Linked DNA regions of Homo sapiens: region 1 is linked to region 2. A link is an interaction called in ENCODE POLR2A ChIA-PET data of the cell type or tissue named here. Cell type or tissue: MCF 10A. All regions are shown on one strand. Links, peaks and the distances in the headings refer to the core of each region. The heading gives the core; the rest is flanking DNA.

Region 1 (7,212 bases), core at 2,098-6,097, 100 kb before region 2:
ATGACCATCTCTTGATGAATAGTTACATAAAATTTTGAAAACTATTTATGGTAAAAGTACAGAGCAAAGTATACACATCCTGGTCCATGGCAGGGGGGTACTTCCAATTCATATTTCTGATTTCCCCTTATTTCAACAATTACTACTAGGCCTTTGCACAGCAAAGTAAATTAGCACTTTTTAAAACTAGGTTTCCTCCAGCTTAAAAAAAGTGAATTAGTTTTTTTTTCATTTGTACTTTTAGTAAGATTCATTTAAAAATGACTCAATTTGTCATTAATAATGTTTTATGTGTTTGTAGCTCAAAGAACAGAATGAAGCAGGAGTCTGATTGTTGTATATGAAATGTGTGCTCTGTATTCTTATAGGGTTTCCCAGCTCCATTTAAAATACAGTTTCAAAATACTGAGATTACAATTAATTAAGTATTCTTGGAGGCATAAAGTAATAATGTTTCAGTTGCTTTCAGCTACAAGTAACAGAACAGATCCACTAAAAGTGGTTTTAAACAAAAACGAAACTTAATAATCTTACAATAGAAGAAGTTGAGAGATAGGCAGGCAAGGCTGAGATTGGATTAGCAGATCAATAGCATCATGAAGAATAGAGCCTCTTCCCATCTCTCCACTCTGCAATCTGCAAGCTTGGCAGCATAGGGGCTGCCACATTCTAAGCGACACATTTACACTCCCACAATATTTGGAAGAGAGAAAGAGGTTTCTTTGCAGGCATCTTCTTCTATTAGGAAAAAAAGTCTTCCCTGAAGTCCCCCAGCTGACTTCCCTAAGTTCCCATTGGCCAATATTGGGTTGCATGTGTGCATGTTCTAGCTGCAAGCAAGGCTGGGAAGTGAATGCATCCCAAGCCTCTTCCAGAAAGGAAGAATGGTGGAAGCAAGCAGCCAACTGGTCAACCACACAGAAGTTGATACGATCAGAGCTTCTCGGAACAAAGAGATTAACATTCTGCTCCTCTACTTATTACCACCCTAAACTTCAGAAAATTACCTAGCTACTCCACTATGCCTTAGTTTCTTCATCTGCTGTGTGAATTAAATGCATGTAGGAATATATGTAGATTCGTTTCGATCATATCTGCCACATGGTGTTAGGCATCATTATTTGAACCTCTAGAGTCGCACAGGGCCTCCAGGGGGCCTGGGGTCCATGCAAATGCTCTGGCTAAAATAAGTGACTGACAAGTTAGATTTAAGGCCTTAATGTTGAATTTGTATAAGACTCTAACCACTACTGTTATCTTTAATACTTCAGATTTACTACTGATTATTGTAATACTTTTTTAAAAAAGGCTTTTAGTTAGCAGTCTTGTCTATTAAATTTATTTCTGAAAAAGCTCTTGGAGATAGAAAAAGTGTCAGGATTCTATGAGAAAAGCCAACCTCCTCCACATTTCCATTTACTCCTCTGTCATGTACCTACCTTTTGTATTTCTACCCTGAGTTCCTTGGTCTGTTCTCACTACATCTTCAGAGGAATCAGTGGTCCCACACAGTCCTATACTGCTCCCAGCTCTGTTTCACCACCTCCTGGCTTTGAACAAAGGCCTGGCTTTGAATTTTCAGGAAGAGGGCATCAACGAGCTTTTAGGATTTTCCTTTAAAATTTGATACATTGTTAGTGTGATGGAAATTGGCACAGCTATTTTTGACACTTCAAATATTTGATGACATCTCTAATCCCTTTTCCCTAGCAACTTCACTTCTACAAATGTAACCAACAAGTAACAGAACAGGTAATGTTCCTAAAGCATTCCTTGCAGTAGCAAAAATTTTATGGACAACCTGAATGCCCACTAATGGCAAATATGTTAAAAATTAGGACACTTCCATATTATAAAATTTTCATATTGGAATTTTTTAAATATGACAGACAGCTATACATACTAACATGAAAGGATACCCACAGTATATTGTTGGATATGAAATCAACAAAATGTAGACCATTGTTTATCGTATTGTATCAATTTTCTATTGCTGTGTAACAAACCATCCCCCAAAATTTAGTGATTTAAAACAACAATCACTTATTTGTTTATGATTTTGTGGGCTGGCAATTTGGGTTGGGCTTAGCTAGGACAAGTCATCTCTGCTAGATACGGTGTTGGCTAGGCTTACTAATATATGTCCCCAAAGCAGGGACAGCTGGGACAACTCTTTCTACCTGGCCTTTCTCTCATCCTCAAGGAGAAAAGCAGAAAAGGCAAATCTTGAGCCGTGGCTTGGGATTGCCACAATTTTATTTCTACCAATTTCTTTTTTATGTATTTGTTCTGGTACCTTTCCATTCTTTTTTAAAAAAATAACTTTTATTTTATTTTATTTTATTTTACTTTAGATTTATTTTAGATTCAGGTGGTACATGAACAAGTTTGTTACATGGGTATATTACATGAGGCTGAGGTTTGGGGTACAAATAATCCTATCTCCCGTGTAGTGAGCATAGTACCCAGTAGCTTTTCAGCTCTTGCCCCTCTGTCCCTTCTAGTACCCCTCTAATATTCCCAATTGTCTATTGTTCCCATCTTTATGCCCGCAGGTACCCAAAGTTTAACTCCCACTTAGAAGTGAAAACATGCAGTATTTGGTTTTCTGTTCCTGCGTTAATTCCCTTAGGATAATGGCCTCCAGCTGCATCTATGTTGCTGCAAAGGACATAATTTCATTCCTTTTTATGACGACATAGTATTCCATATCATTTCTACCAACTTCTATGAACAAAGCACATTGTCAGGCTTGCCTAGATTCAAGGAGTGGAGAAGTAGACCCCACCACTTAATGGGAGCTCTGTGGTAGCTGTCATCTAAAATGGACCCAAATTATGTTTATTTTCTGGAATGTGTACTTCTCTGTAGTCACCTCCCACACTGAACCAGGGCTAGCCTGACTGACCAAAGAATATAGTAGACGTGATGATGTGTGACTTCCAAGGGTAGAATGTAACAGGCATTGCACCTTCCACCTTGTTCTCTTGGATCACTCTTTATGGGGAGTCAGGCACCATTCCATGAGGACATTCAAGCAGGCTATGTAAACCCACATGAAGATAAACTGAAGCTTCTACTAGAAGCCAGCACCAACATGCCAGCCATAGGAGTGAGCCATCTTGCAAGAGGGTCCTCCAGCCCCAGTCATGTCTTCAAATGACTGCATCCTCAGCCAGCATCTGGCTACAACCTCATGAGAGTCCCCAAGCCAGAACCACTTAGTAAAGCCACTCCCTAACTCCTGATCCACAGAACACTGTGAGAGATAGTAAACGATTAGTGTTATTTTAAGCCACTGAGTTTTAGAGTGATTTGTTATGCAACCTTAGATAATAAATACAAGCTGCAAATAATCTGTGGCATAGACAGATAAAGATTAGCCCTAGAGACTGGGGATAAGGTTATGTATGTGGGCACATTTGAGCGTATATGTGTGTGTTATTGTTATTGGGTACTAAAGGAGCAGGTAAATTTACACTATTCACTTGAAGTATTTTTTTCTTCTTACTTTTAGCTTTTTCACTGAGAGTGTTTGACTTCTATAATTTTTTAAATTAAAAAATAATTTCTCTTGATATTTCAAACGTGTGTGTACACATGTATATGAGGAAGTAGTGTGAGGAAAGAGGTGCAAACACATTTGAGAGCCTTTAGAGGCCATCTGGCATAATTGTCTGCCTATAACAGTACGACATGCACAGAACACCAGCACAGCCTCGGTTTACCAGATGAATGCTCTCAGACAAAGTATAACATTGGGACAAAAGCAATAATGCACCACAGTGAGGCGGAAGCATCTGTTTTCCTTTTAAATGAAATTTTCTCAAAAAGACAACATCCAACCTGGTCACTGAAATGCAATTAGTACATACAGCTGGATTTGGTTTAGAGCACGAAGAATCTGTTTGAAAAAACAAACACAAAATGGGGTCCAGCTGTCTGAACCAGTTTAGAGAACTCCACATGTAAAAAGAATATGTTTTCCAGTTGCTTTTTCATGGCGATGAGGTTTGGAAAATCAGCCAACCCAATTAATTAATCAGTGCAATCAACCAGGCCTTCTCAAAATAGGAAGTCTAAAGGATTTTGTCCCCTGAAAATAGAGGTAAGTGCCATTATATTAATAGTATCTTGGGATTTTTTCCAAAGTCTAAGACAACTTCAGAAATTTCTTCCTGGAGAAAAGAAGTCTGGAGTGCCTTTCACATTGTTCTTTCCATTCATGATATTTATTATTGCTGTTTTTCTTCATTTATTAAGTGTTGACAGTGTCCTCAGGGCTGGAAACAAAATCCTAGAGGAGGCTACACAGCCTTTGCCTAATAAATGACAGCTTGGTTCTCTTTGCCATGACTGTCCCAGAATGTACAATACTCAGCATTGCACAGAGCCTTGGAGGAGGTAGTTTTACTTCAAAGAGAAATGTCCTTAATTCTTTTAAAAAGGCATGAAATAAAGGAATGTGTCATAAAGGTGACATCTTCCTGACCCCTACGAACCAGATTGCTCAAAATGGCTAAAATTTGTAACAGTGAAGAGTTCAAATCTGTATGTTCTTCCTACCCTGATGAAAAACTTAGAGGCATTGCAAAGAAAATCTGATTTTCTCCATGCAACAACTCATTTCATTTATCCTCATGGCTTTTAGCCCCATCTCTGCCCAAAAATCCCCTTCAAGACAAGATCAAGTGAGATACCTTAGGCATAAAGATAGGAAAAAGATGGCACTTCCTCCAAAACAGCAAGCTGAATTTTCCTGAGAACTGTTTTTAGAAGGAAACTGCAGCCTCTGCAAGCAATTTGGAATTTGTAGAGGGCAGATTTGAGAGCTGGATGTTGGATTTGTGTGCCCAGCTCCAAGACTCACTGTGATTTTGGGCAAGCCACCACATCTTTCTAGGCCTGGTTCTCTTCAATGACATGATGGAATAATTCTATGTCAGCAAAGCACTGCAAAACTATTTAAATGATGACAAAAGTATAGAGCAGAAATGCTAGCTACAGAGATAAGATACATGGGCGTGCATTTGACTGGATTGACTTCATGGCAAAGCCCCTTAATATAAAATTCCTCAGGGAGTTTGCCTGTTTCCTTGAAAAATCTAGAATGCAGGAAGATTTTGTTTTAACACTGGTTTTGCAAACTAGGCAAACACTTGATCTATACACTTTCTAACACGAGCACTAGATTTATTTTCACAAGCATTTTATACATAGGTATAGCAAAGTTGTTTATGGAAAAAACAATTTAAAATACAATTCAAATGATTGAAAATTGGAGGTTGAGGATGGAGAGTTCCATTCTGGCTGAGGACAGAAATAAAGAGCCAATAGGGGATATTAAAGATTGTATCAGCTTTCTGAGGAGCTGGATTAAAAATGACTCAAAGGTGTATCCCGTCCTCTCTGAACTATGGTATGCAAGAGTCCGACTACACCAATCAAAAGAGTGACGGGGAAGAAGACGTAAGCAAGAGAGCAGAGACCTGTCTCAGCTGGGCTGGCATCCCTGTGCATGCGCAGCCTGTTTAAAACAGGGTGATGGCCTGGAGCAGTGGCTCACGCCTGTAATCCCAACACTTTGGGAGGCCGAGGTGGGTGGATCACCTGAGGTCAGGAGTTTGAGACCAGCCTGGCCAACATGGTGAAACCCCGTCTCTATTAAAAATACGAAAAAATTAGTGAGCGTGGTAGCAGGCGCTGGTAATCCCAGCTACTCGGGAGGCTGAGGCAGGAGAATCACTTGAACCCTGGAGGCAGAGGTTGCAGTGAGCCGAGATCCCGCCATTGCACTCCAGCCTGGGCAACAAGGGCAAAACTCCATCAAATAAATAAATAAACAAACGAACAAACAGGGTGACTGGAGGCTGAACAGCCACCCTCTCCATGTCCTCCAAGTCTCATCACACAGAATCCAGCATGCGAGAGAAGGAGGCCCTTGCTTTTTCAATGCAATCCCCTAGTGCTCAGGCGAGAGGTCTGGGAAAGGATGTCCTCCATCCTGTCTCACCAATCTGATTGGTCAGGGACTCCTGATCTCAGCAATCAGATTAGTCAGGAGCTCCCAATCTCACCAATGGGATTGGTTTTTACTCCTAATAGGAGGATTAACTCTGGAGCTTGAGGGAGGCCAGGAGAATGGTTCAATATTGCACTTTCTTGGTGCATCGGAAGCTACTTCCTAATATGGACAAGAAAATAAGTGTTTCCTGGCTCTGCCTCAATGCAAATAAAAAAATTCCAGTGTGAATAAATTATCTCCGAGGCATTCCCAATGTTGTCCAATGCATGCTAACCAGAACCCAAATTAAGATGAGAGCCGGGGAGGGTGTGGCTGGTGATGAGTCACAGTATTTTTACAAATTCATCTAAAACACAAAACAGGCAAACTCCCCACTTAGAGTTTTTGTTCCGAGTCATTTTTGGAGGATATGTTGGTTGTTAGAATTTGGAACACATTTCTTCCCATAAACTGATGTTCTAAATCTAAATGATGTTTGGTTTCCCAGAGCTGGCCCCCAGAAACTTTTAAAACAGTACAATTTCCACTTGGCCCTATCGTTTTCACGGAAAATGAATTACGAAATCTAAAGTGGAAAGCCAGAAGCCTTTATTTTCTGGTTCTTCCCCATCTCTTCCCTGCGCTGTGGAACAGCACTCCCAGAGGCAACAGAAAGTGGTTCCTCTGAAAGGAGGACTCTGGTAGATTCTCTAGGCCACAATTATTTGCTAATTCTCTACATCTGCACAGGGAAAACTAGATCTGTATGTGAATAAAAACATGTGAGTACCTCTCAACAACTATTTAAGAAACTCAGGTTCCTTAACTAACCTGAATTGAGAGAAAAAAGATGATCTCATTCAATTATTCATGTCTTCGTTCAGCATTTTGTTTTATTTAGAATGTATTGTGTAGCAGGCAGGTCTTGGACATATAGTTGGGGACAAAATAGACCTAGCTCCTGACTTCATGGAAGGAAACCTTGTTTTGGAGGGAGGGGTCTCTGTAAGTGGGTAAATTATAAGTTACATAAATATTAGGCAAAATAGGCAAATAAATAATAGACTTACATGTAGTATCAAGTGCTCAAAGGAAATGAGGACAAGGGGCGAGGTCGTGGGGTGTCCCTAGGAAATGACTTTTGAGCTGTGACCTGAAAGATGAGAAAGAGTGAGTTAGGCAGAAAGAGACAGAGAGTCTGTGTGTGA
Region 2 (7,212 bases), core at 1,134-5,133:
AGAAAAATAAGTTGTGATTTCTGCCTCTAAGGAAATGACCTTTTAAAGGTAAAAGAGAGAAGTTGAAAACATACGTGAATTGTTTCATAGGACAACTCACTTTGCCCTTTACTTTCTCTCCTTTTTCCTTTTTTTTAATTCTGGGATACACGTACAGAACGTTCAGGTTTGTTACATAGGTGTATGTGTGTCATGATGGTTTGCTGCACCTACTCTCTTATTTTCTAAAAATGGAAGATAATAAAACTGACCCTCCTCAAGTATTTACTAGTATGAATACAGAGTTCATTGTTCAATAATTTGAAATGAGCTGTGAATGAAAACGTGATGTAATTGGCCCAAGACATACGTGGCTGAAGGCTGGCTGGGAATATTTTCCGGATTAACTTTGCATCCAGTGTCCTGGGAGTTTCTTCTCCAAAGGTCTAACCTGGATCGTCTGTTGACCTTTACTTCCATCCAGGGTAGTGTGTTCAGGACAACACAGCTAGCTGTCTACAAAGTGGGGAAGACTTTATTGAAAGAAAAAATACACGGAGGGCCAGGCACAGTGGCTCAAGCTTGTAATCCCAGCACTTTGGGAGGATGACGTGGGCGGATCATGAGATCAGGAGATCAAGACCATCATGGCCAACACAGTGAAACCCCATCTCTACTAAAAATAGAAAAATTAGCTGGGTGTGGTGGTGCATGCCTGTAGTCCCAGCTACTCGGGAGGCTGAGGCAGGAGAATCGTTTGAACCTGGGAGGCGGAGGTTGCAATGAGTCAAGATCGCCCCATTGCACTCCAGTCTGGTGACAGAATGAGACTCCATCTCAAAAAAAGAAAAGAAAAGAAATACAGGGGACTATTACCTATGAAAAGTAAGCATGTATTAGTCTTGCTGGTCATTTTAGCCAGACTAAGCATCTCATAATAATTGTGCTTTGACATACATCCTTACTGTGACCTTCTAACTCTGAACCCAACATTTTCCTGGCCCCTAAATAAACCTTGTTTAGTGAAAAGAAAAGAAGCAAGAAAATAGGAGATAATCAGTGATATCTGAGATAACATTTAAGGATAAACAGGACAGCCAGGCAAAGAATAGGGCAAAGATTAGAGTTAGGGCTGTTTACCGGCAAGGAAGCCATGGAGCAATCTCTGTTCATTTGAGGTTGGGTTTTAGCCCCAAGGGATTGTATTAATTAGGATTACATCAGATGGCAGGTAATGGAAAATTGTGTTATATTGGTTTAACCAGGTAGAAGTTTTGTTTTTCTCATGTAATACAAAGTCTAAGGGTAGGAAGCCCAGGATTACTATGATTTTGCCATGACATGATGCCAGCAGGAATCGGTTCAGTTTTCATCCTCAAGTTTGTCACCTCATGGTCTCAAATGGCTGCATGCTTCAGTGTTATGTACAAGTTCCAGGCAGAAAGAATTAGGCAGGCAGGGAAAAATACAATGTGCCAATGGAGACACCTTCCTTTAAAGAGCCTTCTGAGATGCCTTACCCAGTAATTTCTACTCATACCTCATTAGTCACTATTGTGTTATACAGATGCCCATCTGTGAGAGGGTCTACATGTAGTAACAGCATAAATAAAACCTGGGTTCTGTTATAAGGAAGAAGGGGAGGTTAAATATTTGATAGGCAACCAGCAGTGGTTGCAATAGCAACATAAAAAACAACAGAAAACCTTACATTCATGTTTATATTGCAGTCACATTAATTAATTAATTTCATCCCCTTTAAATGCAAGGTGGTGAATGGGCAGTCATCCTTTTTTAATAAAAGATGTATCAAATGTCAGAAGCAATCTGACATGTCCAAGATCGTCAGAAATACAATCCAATACCAATATGAAGTCCACAACCTTTATAATACATCATGCTACTTAAGAGTTCTGATCTATATAGGAGGTCGTGGACATCCAAGAAGAGCATGTTTCAGGACTTTGTGAAACTCCATATTTAGGATAAGACTATAACATGTCACTTCTCTAATAGTATAGGAGGAAAGAAGGGATAAGAAAAGAATAACAAAACCTCTTGGAGATAGCTGTTAAGCTTCCAAGTAGGCTCATTCACTATCGCTAATAGTTATTAGTAACAGTAGACCCAGGTGCAGTGGCTTGCACCTGTAATCCTAGCTACTTGAAGGTTGAGGCAGGAATATTGCTTGAGGCCAAAAGTTCAAGACCAGCCTGGGCAACATAGAGGGACCCTCATCTCTGAAAAAGATTTTAATTTTTTTTTTTTTTTTTAGCCAGGCATGGCGGCACGCACCTGTAGTCCCAGCTACTTGGGAGGCTGAGGCAGGAGGATTGCTTGAGCCCAGGAGTTCACCACTGCAGTGAGGTATAATTGTGACACAGCACTACAGCCTGGGTGACAGAGCAAGACCCCCATCTCTGAAAAAAATAAAATACAATAACATTAAGCTAATACTCGTTAAGCCCTTTGTTGTTTATGGGCATTGCCTCATTTCACCTTCTTACTAGCACTCTGAGTTAAGCACTATTACTATTGTCTTTCTTTTACAGGGGAGGACATGAAAGTTCAGAGAGGTTAACCAAACATGCCTACTGTCATACAGCTAGTATGCAGCAGAGCTAGAACTCTAACCTCAAGCTTCTCTAACCCCAGCACCTACATATCAAACCTAACTTCTTTCTACTGCTTTCCATGAGCTCTGACTCACTCTTGCAGAGCAGCCTTACAGAGAATAGAATTCCAATTTGGACCTCAACAAAATCATGAATTATTATATCCCATGTTTTATCAAGGTTGTTCATCTGCACTTTAAACTGTAGAAATTAAATCTGCACATTCTAAGAGTCTTCTGTATTTAAACTCTTTAGCCCTGCCTCTGATGCCAAATTCCTAATGACTACGCAGTTCATTGCAACTCGTCTCATCCTGTAGACTTTTCTCTGGTCTACTTCCTGTGGAGTGGAGTTTGCTATCATGGCTTGGCTGTCATTAATGTGATGAATGTAATTATCCCTTCGAGCCATTTCTATTAAGATTCTGGTCTTGAGTTGGCAAAATGGAATTTAATCTTCTTGAATATGGGGTAAGCGAGAGTCCTGGGGGCTTCTGTGGCATTCCAGAGCTTAGGCCTGCAAAGAAGTCTTAGTGTTGAGGCCGGTGATGCAGTCTCAAATCCCAGATCTTAAAGCTGGAAGAGGGGATGTGGCCCAGTCCCTGACAGACCAGGTAGGTAAGGCATAATTAGCTCCATTTCAAAGGTAAGGTGACTGAGGCTTGAGAGCTTAAATGAAACAAGTGTCATACAGCTGATTTCAGAGCTCAATTCATTCCCCCCAGGGAGAAGGAAGAATGGAGTGACTCATTTCCTCACCAAACAGGAACCTGTACATTGTTTGGACAGAACTTTATGTCTATCCAGGCTCTTTGTTATTCTGACAGAGAATGGCACAGCCTATTCTTCTCGAGAGCCAGATTTCAAAATTAGCGAGGAAGCTGTCACTGTCACATCTCTTTCATATGTCAGTGCAGTCAAGACAGTGATGGGTGCTGGAGGAAGGTGGGGTTGGTTCATATTTCAGCCACTGAATATGTGAATGCTTGCTTTAAGCTCAGCTCTCCAGGCTGCTCCAAAGATGGGAATTTCTTACAGTGTCGCTATAGCAAACTGGAGGGCAGCTTTTCATTATTTAATTATTCACACCGTGGGGTCTGAATGTGTCATGCTCATGTCCTCTTCCAACACATTTTAACTCCCAGCCTGTCTGCTCCCAGCCGGTGATGTAAATGTACCAGCTGCTTCCCAAGAACCAGTCCGCATCCTGCAGGAGGGGCTGGTTCCTTTCCTGGGCATCAGCTTGCCTGCTCTCAGCCTAAGCTCTCTCGCCAACCGTGGTGGCTCCTTGCGTTCCTACATCCTCTCATCTGAGAATCAGAGAGCATAATCTTCTTACGGGCCCGTGATTTATTAACGTGGCTTAATCTGAAGGTTCTCAGTCAAATTCTTTGTGATCTACTGATTGTGGGGGCATGGCAAGGTTTGCTTAAAGGAGCTTGGCTGGTTTGGGCCCTTGTAGCTGACAGAAGGTGGCCAGGGAGAAGGCAGCACACTGCTCGGAGAATGAAGGCGCTTCTGTTGCTGGTCTTGCCTTGGCTCAGTCCTGCTAACTACATTGACAATGTGGGCAACCTGCACTTCCTGTATTCAGAACTGTGAGTCCCCTCTCTGTCCGTGCCTGTGTGTTTATGTGCCTAGTATGTTGGGGGTGGGACCCGAGTCCATTCCCTAGCTGATATATCCATTTTAAATTCCACACATACTAGATGCACTTGGACAAAGCACCCTGCCAGCAGTTTAAAACGGCATGCTTAGCTGTCTGTGACTTAACAAAAAAGCCCCATATTAACAGATGCAGTACTTTCTCAATAAGGCATTTTTTTTTCCTGCTTCAGTGTCAGTGCTGCTTTTTTGGGGTACTCTTTTTCCTCAATAGATGTAACTTCTCTTCCTTCCGTAAATAGAACTGAAGAGCAGTTAAGAATAGAATTTGTATGCATAGATCTGCTGCCTCTATTGGGTATTTATAATTGCAAGCAGGCATCGTCCCTTTATTGAGACAGTCTCTATACCTGAAAACAGGTATAGTATCAGTAAAAAAAGAACCCTATGTATAAAATGTATATATCCATGTTATTTTTATTTTTGATGCTTTTGAAACCTATGGGATACGAAGAAACATGCCTTGAGCACCCATATTTCCATTGCCTTGATTTAATGGGTTAACATTTTGCCACATTTGCTTCATATATTTCTTGCTGCAATGGTCTGGAGCAAATTGTAGCCATCATGACATATCACCCCTAAATACATCATTGTGCATCTCTGAAAAATAAAGACAATTTCCTACATGACACATGTCCATTTTATGCAAGGAAATGCCTCATGTCACCAACCTCTAGTGATATTTTTCCAGCTCCTTTTGTTAGTAAGCTTTCAATAAGGATTATAGACTAATGTGAATGACTTCTAGCAATCATATGAAAAGTGTTGCTGTGTGTGCCTTGTGTTTGGAACATTTGCAAAAATGTATTCCTCCTTATGAACCTAACCAGACGGGAAAAATAGCAAGAGTTGGCTTATGTGTAAATTACAGTCAGTGGGCAAATGAAAACAGAGACTTTAAATAGAGTTCATAGAGTTCAGATCAGAAAAGCTTGTCTGGTCACATTAGATAGTGCTACCACCCATGACTATGTAGTGGTAGCCCGTGCCTCCTTTGTAATTAGCTGGACCAGCCAATTTGTCTAACACAGCAGATGCTCTTTGGTAAATACAGCTAGGTTCTTGGAAGTGATCATTTGTTCTGCATTTCAGGATTATCTGGTCCCATCTTATTGGAATATAACTCCAGGATCCAAGAGAAAGTGTCTAGCTTAAATCTGAATCATGAGCATCTCTGAGGAAATAATGACCTTGCAGAAGCTTTTCTAGACAAACAGACAATGGCAGAGATTATGAAAAGGCTCATTCCTCTCTCAATGGATGCTGAGGTTGGGATCTTTGAAATCCAGTGCCATGATATTCTTCCCTGCCCACCCATTCCCATGCGCTATCCTTCTTCGTTGCTATGTTGGTTTCCTAGGGCTGCTGTCACGAATTAACCCAAGTTGGATGTCTTAAAACAACAGAAATGTATTCTCCCACAGTTCTGGCATCCAGAAGCTTGGAATCAAGGTGTCAGCAAGGTCATGCTCCCTATGAAGGCTATAGGGGAGAATGCTTTCTTGCATTCTTCTAGTTTTGTGGAGGGGGGTGCTGCAGGTGTTCCTTGGCTTGTGGCTGCATAACTCTACCTCTGCCTCCACCTGTCTGTACATGTCCTTCTCCTCAGTGTCCTCTTCAATTCTCTTTGCCTTCTCCTCTTCTTATAAGGAAACTTATCACTGGATTTAGGGCCTACTTGGATACTCCATGGTAATCTTATCTTGAGATCCTTAATTGCATCTACAAGACCCTTGTTCCAAATATGGTCACATTCACAGGTTCTGGGTAGACATCTTTTGGGGGCCACCACTCCACTGACTACAGATTCCTGCTATTCCTACACAAAGATTCCTGCTATTGAGGAATCTTTCCATTTGTTTACTTTCAGTTTTATAGCCTAATTGAAGGAAGGTCCTTATACCACTTAAAAATTTTCTCTTCTACAAGTACATAAATCAAAGGCAACATTTTTGCTGAATAACTGAACGGACACAAGCAATCTATAAAAGTATGATGCTAGGGAATCATACTTTGCCAGGAATCACCATTACCAGGATGGTGTTTCCACATTTATCTGACTTTCTTAGAAGCTTCCAATTGCTGTGTATGCTTTGTGAGAGAATTCTGTGCAGCTGTTCCCCGATGCTACTGGGGATAATTAATCAGTGAATTAGTGACACATTTCAGGTACTGTCATGTTCTCTAAGGAATCCAGGCAATAAGAATTGAGGCATGGTACCTCCTTTCTAGGAGTTGACAGTCTAATTGAGAAGCTGAAATTTATACACATAAGAGATATAAGCAATGATTCAAGGCAGATGGAAATAAGTCATTTATAAGTAGAGTAGGTAGTAAGTTGAGAGGAGGTAGAGATTGTCCATGTTGGTGAAATTGATCAGGGAAGGCTTCCAGAGGAGTTGGGGGTTTAAGCTGGATCTTGAAGTGCTTAGAGGAATGAGGCAGAAACGGGTAGAAAGAGGAAGTATTTCAGGGATGGTAAGTGGCACCAGCGGAAAGGTTAGGGGCTGGCTGTGGTTGTCACCAAAGCTTGAAAAACTATCATTTGGAACAGTAAATAGGGCTGCTGGGCCAGTTTAGCACGCTTGGGAGCAGGAATGATGGGTGATGCCTGCATGTCCGAGATGGAGGCCTTCTCTTCCCTACTCTGGGCCATAGGATCCCAAAAGCAGGCAGAGCTTGGGGGATCTGCTGGGCTTCCTCCACCCTTTATCCGAGCTTTGGATTCCTGACACTGGGGGAAGCTTGCCCTGTATTCCTTGTTTTTCCAGATGCACAGACCCTCCTGGATTTTCCTTTCTCTCTAACAGCAATGCACTCTTGTGTTCCTGAGTTCATGCCCAGCTCAGACGCTGGAACTAATCCAGTACATGGATTCAAATTTGGCATGTGGCCCAGGTTTCTCAAAGTCAAATGCCTGCAGGGGCAAGGCAGGATTTTTTTTTTTTTTT

What was found. ChIA-PET counts read pairs that join two places held together with the same protein. Peaks named below come from ENCODE experiments on the same cell type or tissue, not always from the same donor. Only the 100,000 strongest peaks of a DNase experiment are listed, where the experiment ranks them.
Region 1: POLR2A ChIA-PET joins it to region 2 with 6 read pairs; 3 of 35 experiments call an interaction of 5 or more read pairs at or near these places.

What each region holds. Positions count from the first base shown.
Region 1 is chr4:53,655,967-53,663,178 of GRCh38, reverse strand. No RefSeq gene overlaps it. Among named protein-coding and RNA genes, the nearest start is that of LNX1-AS2, 67 kb to the right of the region's middle. In MCF 10A, for the core only: no CTCF peak of the experiment used is centred there; no DNase peak of the experiment used is centred there.
Region 2 is chr4:53,554,853-53,562,064 of GRCh38, reverse strand. The region is part of intron 2 of LNX1 (ligand of numb-protein X 1); the gene reads left to right. Among named protein-coding and RNA genes, the nearest start is that of LNX1, 33 kb to the left of the region's middle. In MCF 10A, for the core only: no CTCF peak of the experiment used is centred there; a DNase peak (open chromatin) is centred at 3,344.